Linked DNA regions of Homo sapiens: region 2 is linked to region 1. A link is a loop called in an ENCODE intact Hi-C map of the cell type or tissue named here. Cell type or tissue: HCT116. All regions are shown on one strand. Each heading gives the region's core, and the rest is flanking DNA. Links, peaks and the distances in the headings are about the cores only.

Evidence for each region. Peaks named below come from ENCODE experiments on the same cell type or tissue, not always from the same donor. Only the 100,000 strongest peaks of a DNase experiment are listed, where the experiment ranks them.
Region 2: a loop joins it to region 1, with 14 times the contacts of the local background. A loop is called at or near these places in 8 of 110 quality-filtered maps.

Annotation. Positions count from the first base shown.
Region 1 is chr17:81,469,699-81,474,008 of GRCh38, reverse strand. No RefSeq gene overlaps it. Among named protein-coding and RNA genes, the nearest start is that of LINC01971, 9.6 kb to the left of the region's middle. RefSeq lists an enhancer at 2,057-2,558. In HCT116, for the core only: a CTCF peak has its summit at 2,071; a DNase peak (open chromatin) is centred at 1,778; H3K4me3 peaks cover 1,708 bases; H3K27ac peaks cover 2,084 bases.
Region 2 is chr17:81,371,386-81,373,885 of GRCh38, reverse strand. LOC124904083 (a long non-coding RNA gene) reads right to left here and starts at 2,369. Exons shown (of 2, transcript XR_007065942.1): 1 at 2,235-2,369; 2 at 1-151. In HCT116, for the core only: a CTCF peak has its summit at 1,236 (motif pointing left); a DNase peak (open chromatin) is centred at 1,245.

The DNA of each region.
Region 1 (4,310 bases), core at 1,006-3,505:
CTAGTGTGACAGTGAGAGGCTGAAACTCCTCCTCCAACTCCTGCCTCCTGAAGCCAGGACTGGAGCTTTTCCTGGCTTGTGGGGTGCCCTGCCTCAGACCAACCAGGTTGCATGGCTCCTGGGCTGCAGATGCCAGGGACAGAGGGTGAGATGGGGAATGGCTGTGACTTAGCTCCTGGCTGTGCTTGTGCCTGGAAATGAGTTCCTTGGTTGCAGGGGCAGGGTGGGGTTCCCTGAGCAGGTCTAGAGGTTCTCTAGGCCCATGGCATGACCTCATCCAGAGCAGAGCTTATTCCTGATGAGGACAAGTTGCTGCCCATGCCATAACGGAAGGGACCAAAGTCATCAATGTGCCCCACAGCACTGCCAGGTGCCCGTGAAGCATGGCACCCTGCTGGGATTTCAGGTCCGTTGTGGCTTCTACAATTGAGCCTTCCTCAGTGGGAATCCAGACCAGCCACAGGGAGGGCCGTTTCAAGAGGGAGTGCCTGTGCTTGACCTTCCTCTCTGCACACTGCGAGCCCGTGGGGTGAGCTGCAGATTGGCTGGGGGGGAGGGAGGTGATGGGCACCCCCGGGTGGGTCATGTGCCCACCTGACTCTGAAAAACTCTTCTGCAGTGGGGCTTCTGGTGGGCTCACACGGGCCTACACATGCTCAGCCTCCAGCCACAGCCCAAATGCCTGCTGACCCTCCTCTTCCTCGAACTCCTCCAACTCCTGTCCCCGACTGGTTTGCCCTGTGTTTTTTCCAAGTCCCTCACGTTTGGCCAGATGCCCAGGCACTGCCCAGGACTCTGTAGGCCTCGGCCTTGAACATGGAGACGTCCACTCAATGTGCTGCACTCTGGGAGGGTTGTCCTGCAAGGTGGGGCTGTGAGGGTGCAGCCATCCACTTGGGGCTGGGGCTGGCTCTGTAAAGGAGGCTGCTGCCTCCTCGGTCAACAGGTGATGAGGCTTCGCAGAGGCCATGGGTTTGAGGTGAGGGAGGGTCAGTGTAGCAGGAGTGGCCTCCAGCAGCTTCCTGAGCCTTAAGGGCCTGCATGGGCTCTTTCTGCCCCGTGATGGATGACTGGGTGCAGCTGCGTGCAGCCAGGTGGGCTGGGGAGACCCACTTTATGTTGGACAGCTGGCTTTCAAGGTCAACCGCCGTTGTGAAGGCGGGCTGCCAGATTTAATGAATAAAATACAAAGCTGGGTGCGGGGCTCATGCCTGTAATACCAGCACTCTGGGAGGCTGAATCCAGGGTTCGAGGCTAGCCTGGGCAAAATAGCGAGACCCTCCCCCGCCAAACTCTACAAAAAAATAAAATTAAAAAATTAGCTGGGCTTGGCACGTGCCTGTAATCCCAGCTACTTGGGAGGCTGAGGTGGGAGGATGGCTTGAGCCCAGGAGGTGGAGGCTGCAGTGAGCCAAGATCCCACCACTGCACCCCATCCTGGGCGACAGAGCGAAACCCTCTCTGTCTCTAAACAAATAAAACAGGACGTCAGGTTAATTTAAATTTCAGATAAAGAATGAATAATTTTTAGTATAAGCATACCCCTGATATTGCATGGAACATGCTTTTGTTACAAATTACTTGTTCTTCACCAGCAATGTGAATGACACCTCAGGCTCTACAACCCCATCCTGGACTCCGAAGTTCTGCCGCGGCGAGAGCCCAGCGCTGGGAGAAGAGAACGTGGCGGGTTAGCTGCAGGAGGCCGCAGGAAAAGCTGTGCGCTCATTGGGTCCCAGTGGTGAACTCTGATTGGCTCAGCTTATGTCACATGCCCGACCCAAAGCCAATCACGGTGGCAGAGGAAGCAGAGGTGTTGTGATTGGCCTGGCGTGGGTCATGTGACCGGAGAGTGGCATGGCTGTCCTCGGATCCACGTGCGTGCATGGCGTGTCTCTGCCCCAGAGGAGGCTCTTCCTGCAGCTTCTGGGGCCCTGGGACAGTGGCCTCGGACACCCTCTGAGGGCTTTGGCTTTTCGGAGCCCTGCGTGTCTGGGGGCAGCACTGTTTGCCTGCTGATCCTTCAGAATCCCCGGCTGCTCCACAGTGCTCACAGCCGAGAGCAGAGGCTGCCTGGGCTCTGGTTGCGCAGCAGTGGGCGCTCGTCCCCTTCCTGTCCGGGCCCCCCGACATCACCTCTGGCCTTCTGCACCCTCGCTGTAGATTGGCTTTCCAACTCCACCCCCCAAAAAGACGGGCCGTAGTGGGGGCTTCCAGGAGCACCAGGCCAGGGGTGCTTTGCCCAGGACCAGAGTGGGGACTAACCGGGCCAGTGGTGAAAAATATAATTAGCCTGTCAGTGTGGAGTCTTCCCTCACTGCTCTGCTCACCGCCGGCCCCTGAGCCAGCCTGTTTCTTGTAAGTGAAAACAGATTTCCTGACAAGGGGCAAGATCATAAACTTGTTCAAAGGCTCCCAAATAAAAAGGGCGGTTTTAACTTTTCCCTCTCAGCAAACCAAATTGTGAGTAGGCTTCTAGACCATTCCGTCACCGCAGGAAGGGTTTGAGAGCCTGAGGCTCCTGACTGCTGGGAACCTTAGGGGAGAGGGGCTCTGGGAGGCGTCTGGTTTAACCCACCCCACTGCCATCTGGAACACTTTTTCTCAGTGAAGTCCCAGCCCCTAGCCCCAGCCTCAGTGAGACCAGAGTTCCCACTGGCCTGCTAGCCAGTCTGCCCTGGGGCTGAGGGCCCAGGCCTAGAGGCTGTTCTCTGAGTCACTGTTTTCTGAGGTGACGCCAGTGGAAGACGAGTCCTACCTAGCAAGCCTCTAGTCCTTCCTTTCTCTGCAAGCTGCCTTAGCTCAACTTTTGTCTTCGGATTAAACTAGTTAAAGGAAGCAACTGTGGATGCCCCCCAGAAGTGCATTCTACTAGGGGCTGAGCTTCCTGGAAGGGCAGCAGGACTGCTCCTCTCCCTGGGGGCCTGGAGCCAGCTTCTTTGGCTTGCAGCTGCTCTGTACTGAGGAAGGGCCCTGTCCTGTACCCTTCGTGTGGCTTCTCGGAGTTCCTGGTGTGCTGGGTGCCAGGGCTTCTGTGTGCTGGCCTTCTTCCCTACTGGGCTCTGAGTTTCTTGGGGGTGTGGGCTTTGTGTAATCTTCTCAACACTGCATCCTGGTGCCTGGCACACAGTAGGTCTTGAGTTTGTATTAATACTTGTTGAAGTGACGGACAGATGGATGGGCAGATGGACACAGGAATGGTTGTCAGAGAAGGAAACAAGAAGTGGCCTTGCCAAGAACAGATCACGTCATCAGGGGTTGAGAACCAGCATGCACTGTCCCCTGCTTTGATGGGACAGGGACATCACAGGCCTATTCTGGCAGGATGACAGATTCTAGGATATCTGGGATAGGCTGGAGGTGTTGAGTTTCCCCACCAGCCCTGGGTATCGTGAGGGACCCTGCTGTCCTCTCTGTCCAGGGAGACAGGACTGGAGATTTTCCCTGAACAGTAGGTGTTGGCCCAGGAAGCCTAGGGTGCTGTGTCAATCCCCTGCCTTTCCTTTCTGTAAATGGGTGCAGTCAGTCTCGGGAACCTCCAAAAAACAGACAGGAAACGCCCATCAGAGTGGGCCCCGCTACTCTAAAGCACAGGATAGAGCCTGCCTGAGAACTCAGTCTCAGCAAAGGAAAGGAGCAAAAGACACCAGAGGGATGTGGAATGTAAGAAAACAGATGCTTTTCCCAGTTCCGCAGCGACATCAGGCCCGAGACCATGTGGCATACTCATGGCAAACCCTGCTCTGGGCTCCGAGTGGCGGCTGTCCATGTCTGGTCTTTTTTTTTTTTCTGAGACAGAGTTTCGCTCTTACTGCCCAGGCTGGAGTGCAATGGCGAGATCTCAGCTCACTGCAAACTCTGCCTCCCGGGTTCAGGCGATTCTCCTGCCTCAGCCTCCCAAGTAGCTGGGATTACAGGCATGCACCACCACGCCTGGCTAATTTTGTATTTTAAGTAGAGACGGGGTTTCACCATGTTAGCCAGGATGGTCTCGATCTGACCTTGTGATCCACCCGCCTCGGCCTCCCATGCTGGGATAACAGGCCTGAGCCACCGTGCCCAGCCTTAGTGTCTGCTCTTGGTCTGCTGCTTCTTCCTGCTTTGGGAGGCCTTTGCTCAGGCCCTCAGGAGTCCAGGGGGCTGAATGGAAGCGGAAGTGTGTCTGGCCTTCGGAAGTGATGTAAGTGGCCCAAAAGCGTTGACTGCGGACCTGATCTCTGTGACGAGACACTGACAGAGCGGAGGCTTGGAGGCCAGCCCTGCTCCTCTTTCTGCCTGAACTGGGCCTCTCAAGCCTCCCTTGGGTGTGG
Region 2 (2,500 bases), core at 1-2,500, 99 kb after region 1:
CATCTTGGTCTCTTGGGCCCCTAGGTCGGCTTGCTTGTCCTGACCATGGAGCACAGCTTCCTTGACAGCAGCCTCTGCAGTCATCCCAGGCCGACAGGCAGGCCTCGGCGCTCCAGACAGGGGCCCAGCCCGGGGCCAGTCTCCAAGTACCCTGTGGATGAGGAAGGAAGCAGCTCTCAGGGAAGGGGCACCCCATGGGTCAGCTGGCCGCCTGGTTCAGTCACCACATGGGCACACAGGGCCAGCATGGGTGCACAGGAGCTGGGACACGCCAAGCGCTGGCGCCTGCGTTGTTGAGGGTGCGCATAGCGGCTCGAGGGGCTGCAGTGTTCAACGGGGCAGCCAAGGTGACCTTGGAGTACAGTACTGCGGGCGAGGAGGAGGCATACAGCTGGGGGCATTTCTTTTTCTTTTCTTTTCTTTTTTTTTTTTTTGAGACGGAGTCTCTCTCTGTTGCCCAGGCTGGAGTGCAGTGGCGCAATCTCGGCTCACTGCAACCTCCGCCTCCCAGGTTCAGGCAATTCTCCTGCCTCAGCTTCCTGAGTAGCTGGGATTACAGGCGCCAGCCACCACGCCCAGCTAATTTTTGCATTTTTATTAGAGACGGGGTTTCACCGTGTTAGCCAGGATGGTCTCTATCTCCTGACCTCGTGATCCACCTACTTCAGCCTCCCAAAGTGCTGGGATTACAGGTGTGAGCCACCGCGCCCTGACTGGGGGGCATTTCTGACTGGGAGACTGTCAGGTACAAAGGCCCTGGGGCTTCCAGGAAGGAAAGGAGGCCACTGGGCCTTCAGTGGGGGCAGGAAATGGGGAGGGGAGGAGAGATGGGGTCAGAGGGTTCGAGCCAGTGGCTGGATTCCAGAGGTCCTGGAAGGCCGAGGGGAAGACTTTGGCTCTGGGACTGTGCCTTGGGGGGCCCGTGGAGGGCTTGGAGCCTGGGCTGCTTGCAGGGAGGGAACCAGAGGAGGTCCAAGTGGAGGGGATGCAGGGCCAGGGAGGAGGTGCTGGGTTGGGGAGGGAGCCGAGTGGCTGGGAAGGCCCGAGCTGGACATTGCCTGAATTTTGAAGACGCCCAGGATCTGTTGTGCGTGTTCTTGTGGGTGTGGGGAGCAAAGCCACATAGGAACACAGCCACAGGCCTGTACTCCTGGGGTGGGGGGGCCCCTCAATGAGATGGGTGCCAGAGGGCCAGCAGGTTCCACTGCAACTCAGGGCTCTGCGTGGCCATCTGCTGGGCTCAAGGAGGTCAGGCGGCCGGTTCGAGCAGGAGCATGTGAGGGACGCCTACTCGGCTTGGAGATGTGGACTCCGGAGCCTGCCGCAGAGCATGGAATGGGAAACTGGCGTGGGTGAGGTCATCTCAGGGACGCTGGGGACAGGATGGAGCTTCAGGAGGGAGGAGGGGCCGGGAAGCGGAGACCAGAGACACAGGAGTGCCTCCTGGAAGCCTCAAGAAGGGAGGTCCCACCAGGAAGGAGTCGTCCCTGGGTTGACTAAGAGGAGGCCGAGCAGTGTCCCTTGGAGCTGACACCGTGGAGGCCACGTGACCTGCACAGGCCCTGGTCCCCCCCACACTCAGGCTAAGTGCCCAGGCACAGGCCGGATCCCTCCCAGCCCGTGTGTGGCCACAGCCTCAGGGCCCCTTGCTGGAACAGCCTGTTCCCCCAGCCCCAGCCTCCAGAGAGTTTAGGGAACCCCCACCCTGTGCCTTCTGGGCCCATGGGCATTCCTGGCGGGTGGATCCCCTGAGGCCTCCCAGCCTGCACTGGAGGAGCCCTGCCCCATCCCGCTCCTGGGAGACCCCCCCCAAGCACCGACCCTGGGAGCAGAGAGTCCCCCTCACCCTGTGCCTCCCCAGGACACACACATAGCTGGGTCTGGGCCTTGGTGTCCTTGACTGTGCAACAGATGGCCACAGACTGGGCGCTTCAATGGCAGGAAGCTCTTTTCTTATGGATTGAGAGGCCAGAAGCTGGCCACCGACGTGCGGTGGTGTGGATCCTTCTGGAGGCTCTGCGGGGAGGCCTGTCGAGGCCTCTGTCCCAGCTTCAGGTGGTCTCCAATCTCTGCCTCACTCTTTTTTTGTATACATATTCTTTCTAAAATTGTATATTGTCAGGTGCGAAACTGAATGAAGTATTTCAGTAACTTGCCTGGTAACAAGACCCAGGTTTGAATTTGTCCATTTGACTTCATATATTCAAATGCCCTGCAAGCAAGCTAGCACTTACCCTCGAAATCAGCACCATTTTCAATTTTTCCTTTTTTTGGTGGGTGAGTGTTCTTCTCACTAGGAGTTGACAGATGAAAGCTGCCGGCGGGCGGTGCGGTCCCTCACTGTATACACGCCCCATAACTTCAGGCTCCTAAAATTTTATCTGGTTATTTTTTGAATTGTGGTTATATATATAATCTACCATTTTAACAATTTTTAAGTGCACGGCTCATTGGCATTGGGACTGTCTCAGTGTCTTTTTTTTTTTTTTTTTTGAGACGG